Linked DNA regions of Homo sapiens: region 2 is linked to region 1. The links are chromatin contacts, found by Hi-C or POLR2A ChIA-PET in ENCODE. All regions are on one chromosome and are shown on one strand. The core of a region is the stretch at or near the end of the contact, and the rest is flanking DNA. Distances in the headings are between cores, read along the strand shown.

Region 1 (5,190 bases), core at 1,446-3,945:
AGATGGTGGAGGTGGGTGTAATGATTTCTGCTCTTCTCTGGGTGAGCCAGAAGCTTCTGTAGGGTCCCGAGCAGGTGTAGCACTACCTTACATTTGCAAAGAATCACTCTGGCTGGTGGGTTGAAGGTAGATGCAGACCTATCGGAGGTCACAGTTGTCATCCAGGGGCAAAAAATGGCAGTGGCTCAGAGTGACAACAGTGGAGCTGGATATATTTTGTGGGAATAAGTGGGATTTCCTGACAGTTTGGATGTGGAGTAAAAAAGAAAGAAGTCAAGGATGACTCTGAGGTTTGGGGCCTGAGCCACTAGGAGAATGAAATGCTCCCAGCTGAGATAGGAAGGCTGTGGCTGGAACAGGTTTGGTGGGAGGCAGCCTAGGGGAATAGGGAGCCCAGTTTCGGGCATGTTGAGTTGCAGATGTTCATTAGCTTCCTGGAGATGTCAAGAAAGTCCTTGGATCTATTATGAGTATCGGAAATATTTTAGAACATCTGTAAACAAGTAAGACAAGATTTCAGGTGTTTCAGCCCATGTTACCATAAAAAATTTGAAGCATTAAAATAAAAAATGTTTAAAAAATTTTTAAAAAGAGATTTCAGATGTAAGCTTCATTCATCAGGGCAACAAAAATGGGTATCAATCTTCTTGTTTCCCGTAAGACACGTCATGGAATAAGTGCCATGGTATATTCAGTACCACAGAAATTCCTGACTGGGATGGGCAGGAGAAAGGAGGGAAGTCACCCAGAAGCAAGAGAGGAAGCCAGTATAGGATTAGTAATTTTTGTTCCAGATAATCAAGGACTGGGTAAATACATGCAAAGAAACCTATGTTAAAATGAACGTAAATACCTTATCTGGAAGGACAAGTCAAATCTCACATACAGGCCTGGAAATAAAAAGCTTGATTAATTTCACATTAGGTTACCAAAACTCTTGGTACTTAACAGTTAACCAGAAATTAACCAGAGAGCCAAAAAGTAGATTATCGGTAATTCTTCTGTGAATTAAGAAGGAATGGGCAGTAGAGGCTGGGCGCGGTGGATCTCGCCTGTAATCCCAGCACTTTGGGAGGCCGATGCAGGCGGATCATGAGGTCAGAAGATCGACACCATCGTGGCTAACACGGTGAAACCCCGTCTCTACTAAAAATAACAAAAAATTAGCCAGGCGTAGTGACGGGCGCCTATAGTCCCAGCCACTCGGGAGGCTGAGGCAGGCGAATGGCGTGAACCGGGAGGCGGAGCTTGCAGTGAGCCAAGATCAGGCCACTGCACTCCAGCCTGGGCAACAGAACGGAGCGAGACTCAGTCTCAAAAAAAAAAAAAAAAAAAGAAGGAATGGGCAGTAGAATTGTTTTTCTGTAATACCTGCTCATACCAAATTTACTTTTAAGTGTCAGCAAATTTCTTGGCTAATTATCACAAGTCTCAGAAAAACGACGTGGCTATATTTCAATAATTGGAGCAAGAATTTTAGGTAGGTCACCGCCCGCAGCCCGTCCTCTCTGAGCCCAAGCCACCCCGTGCACTTCCGTTTAGTATGTCTACTTTGAGATGCATGGAAATGAAACCCGTCAATTCAGATCTTGGGAGATCTCCAGCCAGGGATGTGAGGTGTCAAGTATGAAATAATCACAAAGACGTTGGAAATAAGCTTCACCACCTCATTCTGAGCCAAGTTCAGAAAGTTCATCTAAAATGCCAAGAATGATGCCGGAAGACCCTGGAAGAGCTGAGACTTGAATGCAACAAACAAGATTTTGAGTCTTGTTGGAGAAAACGGGGTGCCTTCTCATAAAACCTGCGCAGACACCTCAACGCTCTGACCTGCTTCTCTCTCTTGCTAGGGCTCGTGACTCTGTTTATAAAACATCTCTGACTCTGATGGTTAAATGCTGGAGTCTGTGTGCATGGAATTAAACTAAGACAGCCCGGGCACTCGTGGGCACTAGCAATCTTTTTTGGATGAAGAGTAGCAAGGAACCATTCCCTATTCCTTCATCTCGGCTCTGTCACATACCATGTCATCGTTGTGGCTCCAACTCTACGGCCAAGCGACAGTCTCTGTCACCGTAATCAGGCTTAGGACATGGACAGGGGCTCTCACAGGCTCTTAAAGAACCAGGAAGGGTACTGGGTGTCCGATCACACACACACACACACACACACACACACTCTACTTGTGTATCAGATGTCCACTGACATTGGCCACATTACTGCTAGATTTGTGAACCAATTAAAAGCTGTTCCATTTGATAAACATTACATGTATATGCATTCTATACTGCAGTAATAATTATCTCTTTGCATATCTGTTTCCTCACAAGAGCTTGAGTCCCGTCAAGACAAGGATAAGCCCTTCCACTATAGAGCCACAGCAGGAAGCCCTCAGCCTGGTACACAGTGGGCATCCAATAAACCTGAATGGACAGAATGAGGAAACTGAGACACAGCTCTTGTGTTCAGGGCCAGTCTGAGACCAAATCTGGAAACAAACTCGGAATTTCCAATTCCAGGCTAAGTGCTTTTGCCAGAGGGAAGATGAAAGCGTATGTTTCAAGCTCTGCAAGATCCACAGAGAATTTTTTCTAAGCTCCTCTCTAAGAAGGCGCCAAGGAGCTCGATGTCTTTTTCCCCTGGACCCAAGCTTTTATGCCTCTGCCCAGTGGATGCGGCTTCTCCGCCGCAAGGAGTGCAGCTCCCTCCTCATCCGTTGGGAACATAACAGCCGAAGCTGCTCCCCCACAAGCTGCAGGATAAATGTCAAGTGAGGAGGGAATGCTGCTGCCTGGGTAGACTGCATTCTACTCATTCTGCTGAGGGTCATGCTTTGAAAATATCTCTAATTTTGTTTTCATAGCTTGTTAACCTTTTCCTTCCCAAAACAATACCCATGTTTGTTTTGGCACCACTCGCGTCCTGCATACTGAGGACGGGTCTGAGTTGGATGCACAAAAGCATTTTTCCCTTAATCTCATTACAAGGGCTCCTCAGTCTTTAATTCTTCCCAGGGCTCACTTGCTGTGAAGTGATTTCCTCTTGGAATCCGTTTCTCTTTGTGAAGCTGGGAGAGCAAGTCTGTTTGGTTTTGTAGGGATGTGGGGAAGGAAAGCAAAGACAAAGGCAAAAACAAGTGGTGCTGGGGTGCCCTGGAAGTTCCTAAGAGCAAATGGACCCACTCTGAAATGTCTGCAGCTGAGACCAGTGATACTCGAATTCCAGTTTGAATGAGGATCACGCGCTGAGGTCACGTACTTACTGCTGTCTCCTGTCTACCTGAGGTTTACAAAATGTGTGAATAAAGGCGCCAGTGCTTTGACAGCTGGTCTTGCTCATGCGTTTAGAGAGCATCTTATTTCATCCTTTTTGCCCCTCGAATGTTGCGCATCTGACAGTTTGACCACCCTGCCTGGACTCTTACATGCATGTGGCATTTCTTTTTCTTTCTTTTTCTTTTTCTTTTTTTTTTTTTTTGAGACAGAGTCTCGCTCTGTCACCCAGGCTGGAGTGCAGTGGTGCGTCTCGGCTCACTGAAAGCTCCACCTCCCGGGTTCAAGCGATTCTCCTGCCTCAGCCTCCCGAGTAGCTGGGACTACAGGCTTATGCCACCACACCCGGCTAATTTTTTGTATTTTTTTTAGTAGAGACAGGGTTTCACCGTGTTAGCCAGGATGATCTTGATCTCCTGACCTCTTGATCCTCCTGCCTCGGCCTCCCAAAATGCTGGGATTACAGGCGTGAGCCACCACGCCTGGCCTGCATGTGGCACTTCTAACATGTTCCTCCTAAGCGTTGTGGACAAATCCATACTGAGTTTTTATTCTCATGGATTCATGTTTATTCTCAATACTTGAGGAAATTGTAAGTTTAACCAGCTTTCTGTTAATTTTACTATCCTTTCTCATGAAAAGATTTCTTTTCCCATCTGAATTGTTTCCTAGATTGTATCTGCAAATACAAAACTACAATGAGGGACAGAGGATTCTGGAAAATGAATGGGGATGCTGGGGGAAACTAACAACACCAGCGACAAAACCAAGCCACTGGAGCCTGAACCAGCCAGGTGCCTGAGGAAAAGGGGAGGGAAGGTTTTCTCTCCCGCGTATTGTATTCCTGTTGTATATTGTACATGTAATGCATGCTAGCTGCCATTTAGAATGGAAAAGCATGCCCTCACCACAGTCAGGCCCACATTTTGCTTTCCGTGTTAAAGAGAGAAATGGCGTAACGTGCTCGTGAAGAGGCGGCACCTGCAGCGGTTGGAGCTGGCACCCTTGGCAGACTTTCTGGGACCGAGTCCTAGCTTTTTCTCTTATTAGCACGTTGCTTCCCCTCATTTATAGAATGGGCCTCATACCTACCTCATGGGGTATCAGACAGCATCCTTTCTTTTCACCTGATGCATTAATTTGGACATGAACTGAGAGAAAAGAAATATAAAACATAGTCCCTGCTTTTCAGTAGCTTAGAATCCAGTGAAACTTACCAATATAAAAGAAAAGGATACAGGCAAATTCTTGACAGCATCTCCTCTGTACTCACACATCCTCTCCCACTATCTATTATATTTTCATGTAAAAACGTGTGTGGGTGAGGGAAGGATTCTGGGAGGCTTCGTCCTGGAGCTCCAGCGGCTTATCAATCACCATTAATCTTGGAGGCTCACAGCCCCCATGCCCATTTGCTGAAGAGGAGTGAGTCATCCTGACTCGAACAGCAATGCTGACAGTTAATTGAATTCCAGAGCCAACGTTTCTTCCTACCTACAGCAATTCTTCACAGCTCAGAGCTCAAGATTGCTCTGAGCAAGACCGCTGTGTTTACGAGGCAGAGAGAAAGAGAGAGAGAGGGTGCCTTTTTCAAGTGATGGAAAGGCCATGTTGACGTGTAAGATTTCGTTTTTCTTTGACTTTCAGGCTTAAAACTTATGCAAACTTGGTCCAGAACAAAATGGACCAAACAATTATGGTTGAAGATTGCTATTAGTGTCTTTCCATGGGGGCAAGGGGCACTGACAGAGAAGCCTCTTTCCACTCCAAATGTAGCAGGTGTAATCTGCAAGCTGCCGGGCCCTCTTTTAATAATCCTTTATCTTCCCAGGGATGACCAAGGGCAGTCATTATTTGCTGACTGGTCCGCTGTTGAAAAGGGAGGAAAAATTAACGCATGTGTAGAAAATTTTAATGA
Region 2 (4,702 bases), core at 1,541-4,040, 320 kb after region 1:
CTACATACAGGACATTCTATGACACACTTTATGTAATTCTGAGTTATTCCTCACAGCAAGCCTAGGAGGGATATGCTATTATAATCCTGGTTTTACTCCTCATGAGGAAACTGAGGCTTGACAAAGTCAAGTAATTTGCCCAAAGCCACATACCCTTACAAGACAGAGCCAGAAATGCAGTCCTGATTTTCAGAGCGTGTGCTGCTGCTTCTCAAGCACATGCTCAGATCACTCCACATTCTTTCTCATGGATTTTTTTTTTCATTTTATCTTTGCCTTTTGTTAGTAGTACGAAAAAATTACGGTTTATTGTGGGTTGTCTGGATGATACCCTCATAACCAGGAATTGCCCTTCCATGTTGGAACCAGCACCTCCATTTGTGCTCACAATCCGGCTCTAAGGGGTCTCCTAATGAAACTGCATTTAACATTTTTTTTTTGGGGGGGGATGGAGTCTCGCTCTGTCTCCCAGGCTGGAATGCAGTGGCGCAATCTCAGCTCACTGCAACCTCCGCCTCCCAGGTTCAAGCGATTCTCCTGCCTCAGCCTCCTGAGTAGCTGGGATTACAAGCACCTGCCACCATGCCCGGCTAATTTTTGTATTTTTAATAGAGACAGGGTTTCACCATGTTGGCCAGGCTGATTTTTAAAATACTTTATAAAAAAAAGAAAGAGAGAGAGAAGGAAGGAAGGAGAGAGAGAAAGAGAAAGAAAGAAAGAAGAAAGAGAAAGAAAGAAAAGAAAGAAAGAAGAAAGAAAGATAGAAAGAGAGAGAGAAAGAGGAAAGAAAGAGGAAAGAAAGGAAGGAAGGAGAAGGAAGGGAGGGAGGAAGGAAGGAAGAAAGGAGAAAGAGAAAAAAAGGAAAGAAGGAAAGAAGGCAGGCAGGCAGTGGAGACAGTTATCCCCATCCCCCACCCCCCAGAAATAGAAACATTTAAGAGCTCCAAGTTTTTAAGAATTATTTTAATACACTTTTCCTGCGAAACTCAATTCAAGGCAGCTTCAAGGTAAAAATGCTTATATTTGGCATCTGTCCTTGTATTTTTAGGCACCTTGATGCATTCACACTCACTACGCTCACACCCAGAAGACCCCCAAGAAATCCGCTTCTTTGTGCAGATAAAGGAAATGCAAACTGGTCATTCTGGAAACCAGGGTCAATTCTAGATTTCTAGAAGCCTGGCTGTGGGCCTCAAGGCCCTTCATGAAAGCAAGGGCCTCAGATTGACCCTTTCCAAGCATCCCCTACCAGGAGGGGAAGGGCACAGATTCTCAAGGGACCGTGGTGCATGCAGGTAAACCGAAACCTCTAGGCTGGCACGTGGCACCACTGCCCTGGGAGACAAGCCATCCCCGCTCTCTGTCTGGATGGCCTGGTCAATGCAGTGTAGATCATGGATGTGATTTCTCTCACTGATATTCGGGGGATACAATTTAAAATGTATCCAAGTATCTGATGGAAATAAGAGGGAGCTACAGAAAATGACTCAAGCTGAGGACATATAGGAAGGAATCGGTTCAGGTGTAAGGAAGGATTTCTGGGGAACTTTCTTCCTTGTGTTCATCCCTCCCTCTTTACATAAGGTCTTGAGTCACGAGCACCTTGTGTTAGATGCTGGGCTACAAAATGATCAAAACAGAAGGCCTGCCCACTGAGAATACACACTTCCCTGGGCCACATCCACCCTCCAAAGTAATCCCACCATAACAGGGCAGCTGTCATCATGGAAGGACTGCCCACGTGCAGAGGGGCCCAAGAAAGTGGTCTTGTCCTCAAAGCAACTTGAGATGAGGATCCTGTGTCATCCAACAGCTACAGCTTAGGCAGATGAATAGCGGCTTCCCTGGGCCCAGGCAGTCCTCCAATTCATAAAAGCAAACAGGCCTGGGGCAGTGGCTCACGCCTGTAATCCCAGCACTTTGGGAGGCCTAGGCAGGCGGATCACAAGGTCAGGAGTTTGAGACCAGCCTGGCCAACATGGTGAAACCCCGTCTGTACTAAAAAAAATACAAAAATTAGCCGGGCATGGTAGCATGCGCCTGTAATCCCAGCTACTCAGGAGGTTGAGGCAGGAGAATTGCTTGAACCCGGGAGGCGGAGGTTGCTGTGAGCTGAGATCACGCCACTGCACTCCAGCCTGGGAGACAGAGCAAGACTCCATCTCAAATAAAAAGGAAGGAAGGAAGGAAGGAAGGAAGGAAGGAAGGAAGGAAGGAAGGAAACAGAATAGTAGGTTGCCAGCTGGACTGGTTCTAGAGGTTGGAGAGGCCAAGTTCCTCCCATGACAAATCAGGAAACTGAGGACACACTTTCACGGCCAGTTCTCCAGCAATGTCCACTAGCATCCCAGGCTCTCTATCTACCTAAACAAAGTCGATTCCCCCTGCCTAGCAATTTAATGTATGAGGGTTTTTTTTTTTATGGTAATGAGTTGGAACTGAATACACACTAAAATGCAGCGCAAATCACTGCGATGAGAGCTGAAAAATGCTAATCTCTCTCCAACATCTTCAGTGCCATTCTCCTGAAACTACCTGCTCCAGCAAGGTTCCCGTGGGTTAATTATTGCTGCAGAGGAAATTGCACTGATTTGCATCTGCTTTCATCGGCTGGAACCAGCGCATGTCAGTCCTGCAGGAACAGACCTGGGTTAACCTGTTGGCTGCTTCAGGCAAGAGGGACACCGAGTTGCAGGCTGCCTCTCCACCCCGCCAGTGCTGTTTCCCAGCCTCAGGGCACCTGCAGAGATACCAATCTGGTTACCTGTTCACCTGTACTTTGTGCATCTGATACTCCCAGAGCCTGCCCACCTGCTCTTTGCAATGCAGCAGCAGCAAATCCCAGGCCCCAAGCTCAAGGCCTGGGATTTAATTTGCCCTATTTGAAAGGTCCCATTCCTACCTGGTGAGCTCATCAATAACTATCAAAGCCACCTTTCTTCCCCTCCAAGAACCAGCCTTTCTACAGTGACTGGCTCCAAATGCAATTTCAAAATCTGGCTGGCTCCTGCAGAAGCCAGCACAGCCTCCCAGATGGGAGTAGGCCATCTCTGAAGGCGGGGCGAGTTACAAAACAGAATCCCCATGCACTAAGAGAAAGAAGAGAGAGATTGCTATAGAGGACTGGCCTCTGGGGCTCTGAAGACCTAAGTCCTCTGTTCTCAGATTGCATGGGACTTGAAAGCTCCTGGCTGTTGGTCTCCTGTGTGTGTAACAGGGTACCTTCTCTTTCTCAGAAAAGGAAAAGTCTGTAATCCATGCATTGATATGCAAATGTATGTTTACCCAGGTGAGGTGTATTGTGGGAGAAACCCCTGGGATAAGTTTCCACTCTGCACATAACCTTTATTACAGTATTCTTGTTTCACTGGGCTACTCAAAGGGTTTAAAAATAAAGTTTCACTTGCATACTACGTCTGGCCTGCAGAAATCTTTCACTGAGCCGTGTTTTAACCAAAAGCACTAATATTATTATGTTTGCATTAGCATGTGTGGGCTGTCGTTAGGTGCTTTTGATTATAATGACAGCACCAAGAGTCTTAAATCTAGGTAGCACCTGTTCTGAATGATCCTCTGATGATATTGAATATAAGCAAAATAAGTATTTCATATTATTGATGACAGATTGGATGTGACTGCATTTTCTCTATGAAAGATGCTGAGCAACTCTGCATCAATAACTGTGTGGAGGACTCCAGGATTTGGTTCATACAGGAACTCCTTTAATAGTGCTTAGCTTACAAGCTCTCCAGGTTGGGGATGGAGCCTCAGTTAGATTGATACAGTTTGCAGAGTGCCTGGCTTAGTCGATGTTCAATAACATTTGGGGCAGGAGGGAGTGAATAAAGGTATACATGGGTGAACAAAATAACACAGTCTAGGCTGGGCACGGTCGCTCACGCCTATAATCCCAGCACTTTGGGAGGCCGAGGTGGGCAGATCACAAGGTCAGAAGTTCAAGACCAGCCTGGCCAATAAGGTGAAACCCCATCTCTACTAAAAATACAAAAATTAGCCGGGCATGGTGGCGGGTGCCTGTAGTCCCAGCTACTCAGGAGGCTGAGGCAGGAGAATCACTTGAACCCAGGAGGCAGAGGTTGCAGTGATCCGAGATCATGCCCCTGCACTCCAGCTTGGGTGACAGAGCGAAACTCTGTCTCAAAAAATAAAAAATAACACAGTCTATCCCTTAAGTAAAACCAGGTTGGGCGGGAAAGGCTGCAGCCACCGGTGAAATCACCCCTAGGTCAGGACACTCAGCAAGAGAAGGTGGCCTGCCTTGGAGCCACCTGAATACGCAAAATGGAGTCAAGTATCTGCAGAGGAATTTGGCAGAAAACGTGTGGCATATTGTATGACCTGTTTATAGAGATCGTCCTGAAAAAATAAAAAAAGGTTGAGGACTCAGGAGGGCGTAAGCAATGACTAACCTAGTTAGCTAATTACGGGAGTTACACAAACCGGCTTCAGGGTAAAGTCCATTCAGGGGTTACTCAAGACCAGCCCCACCCCCAACAGGTACTGTGGAGGCCCGCAGCCGAGCTGGGCCCGAGTCCCTTCCTCCACATGCACACCCCTTCCGGGCTGCACATCCAGGTGCCATGCCATCTCAGGTTGCTGATACATCTGTTGGCTTGTGCCCCGGCTAACAGCCATGACTGAACCTCCCAGTGTGTGATGATGGCAGTTCTCACCTGGAACA

Evidence for each region. Hi-C counts contacts between places; a loop is a spot of excess contacts on that map. ChIA-PET counts read pairs that join two places held with the same protein, here RNA polymerase II (POLR2A). Pooled maps may share reads with other maps.
Region 2: a loop to region 1 is called in a map of esophagus muscularis mucosa, with 2.4 times the contacts of the local background. The contact joins two enhancer-like sites. A Hi-C loop is called at or near these places in 2 of 168 maps with a recorded cell type or tissue (esophagus muscularis mucosa and sciatic nerve), 1 of 37 single-sample maps with no recorded cell type and 5 of 50 pooled maps. POLR2A ChIA-PET finds 5 or more read pairs at or near these places in 3 of 52 experiments (GM12878, OCI-LY7 and activated T-cell).

Annotation. Positions count from the first base shown.
Region 1 is chr1:234,741,251-234,746,440 of GRCh38, forward strand. It overlaps LOC105373210 (a long non-coding RNA gene), which reads right to left. Exons shown (of 3, transcript XR_949292.3): 3 at 4,286-5,141. Among named protein-coding and RNA genes, the nearest start is that of LINC02961, 16 kb to the right of the region's middle. Within about 2 kb of position 2,696, at least 6 of the 41 ENCODE cell types and tissues checked have a DNase peak (open chromatin) inside an H3K27ac peak, as active enhancers do.
Region 2 is chr1:235,058,126-235,062,827 of GRCh38, forward strand. No RefSeq gene overlaps it. Among named protein-coding and RNA genes, the nearest start is that of LINC01348, 9.3 kb to the right of the region's middle. Within about 2 kb of position 2,791, at least 9 of the 41 ENCODE cell types and tissues checked have a DNase peak (open chromatin) inside an H3K27ac peak, as active enhancers do.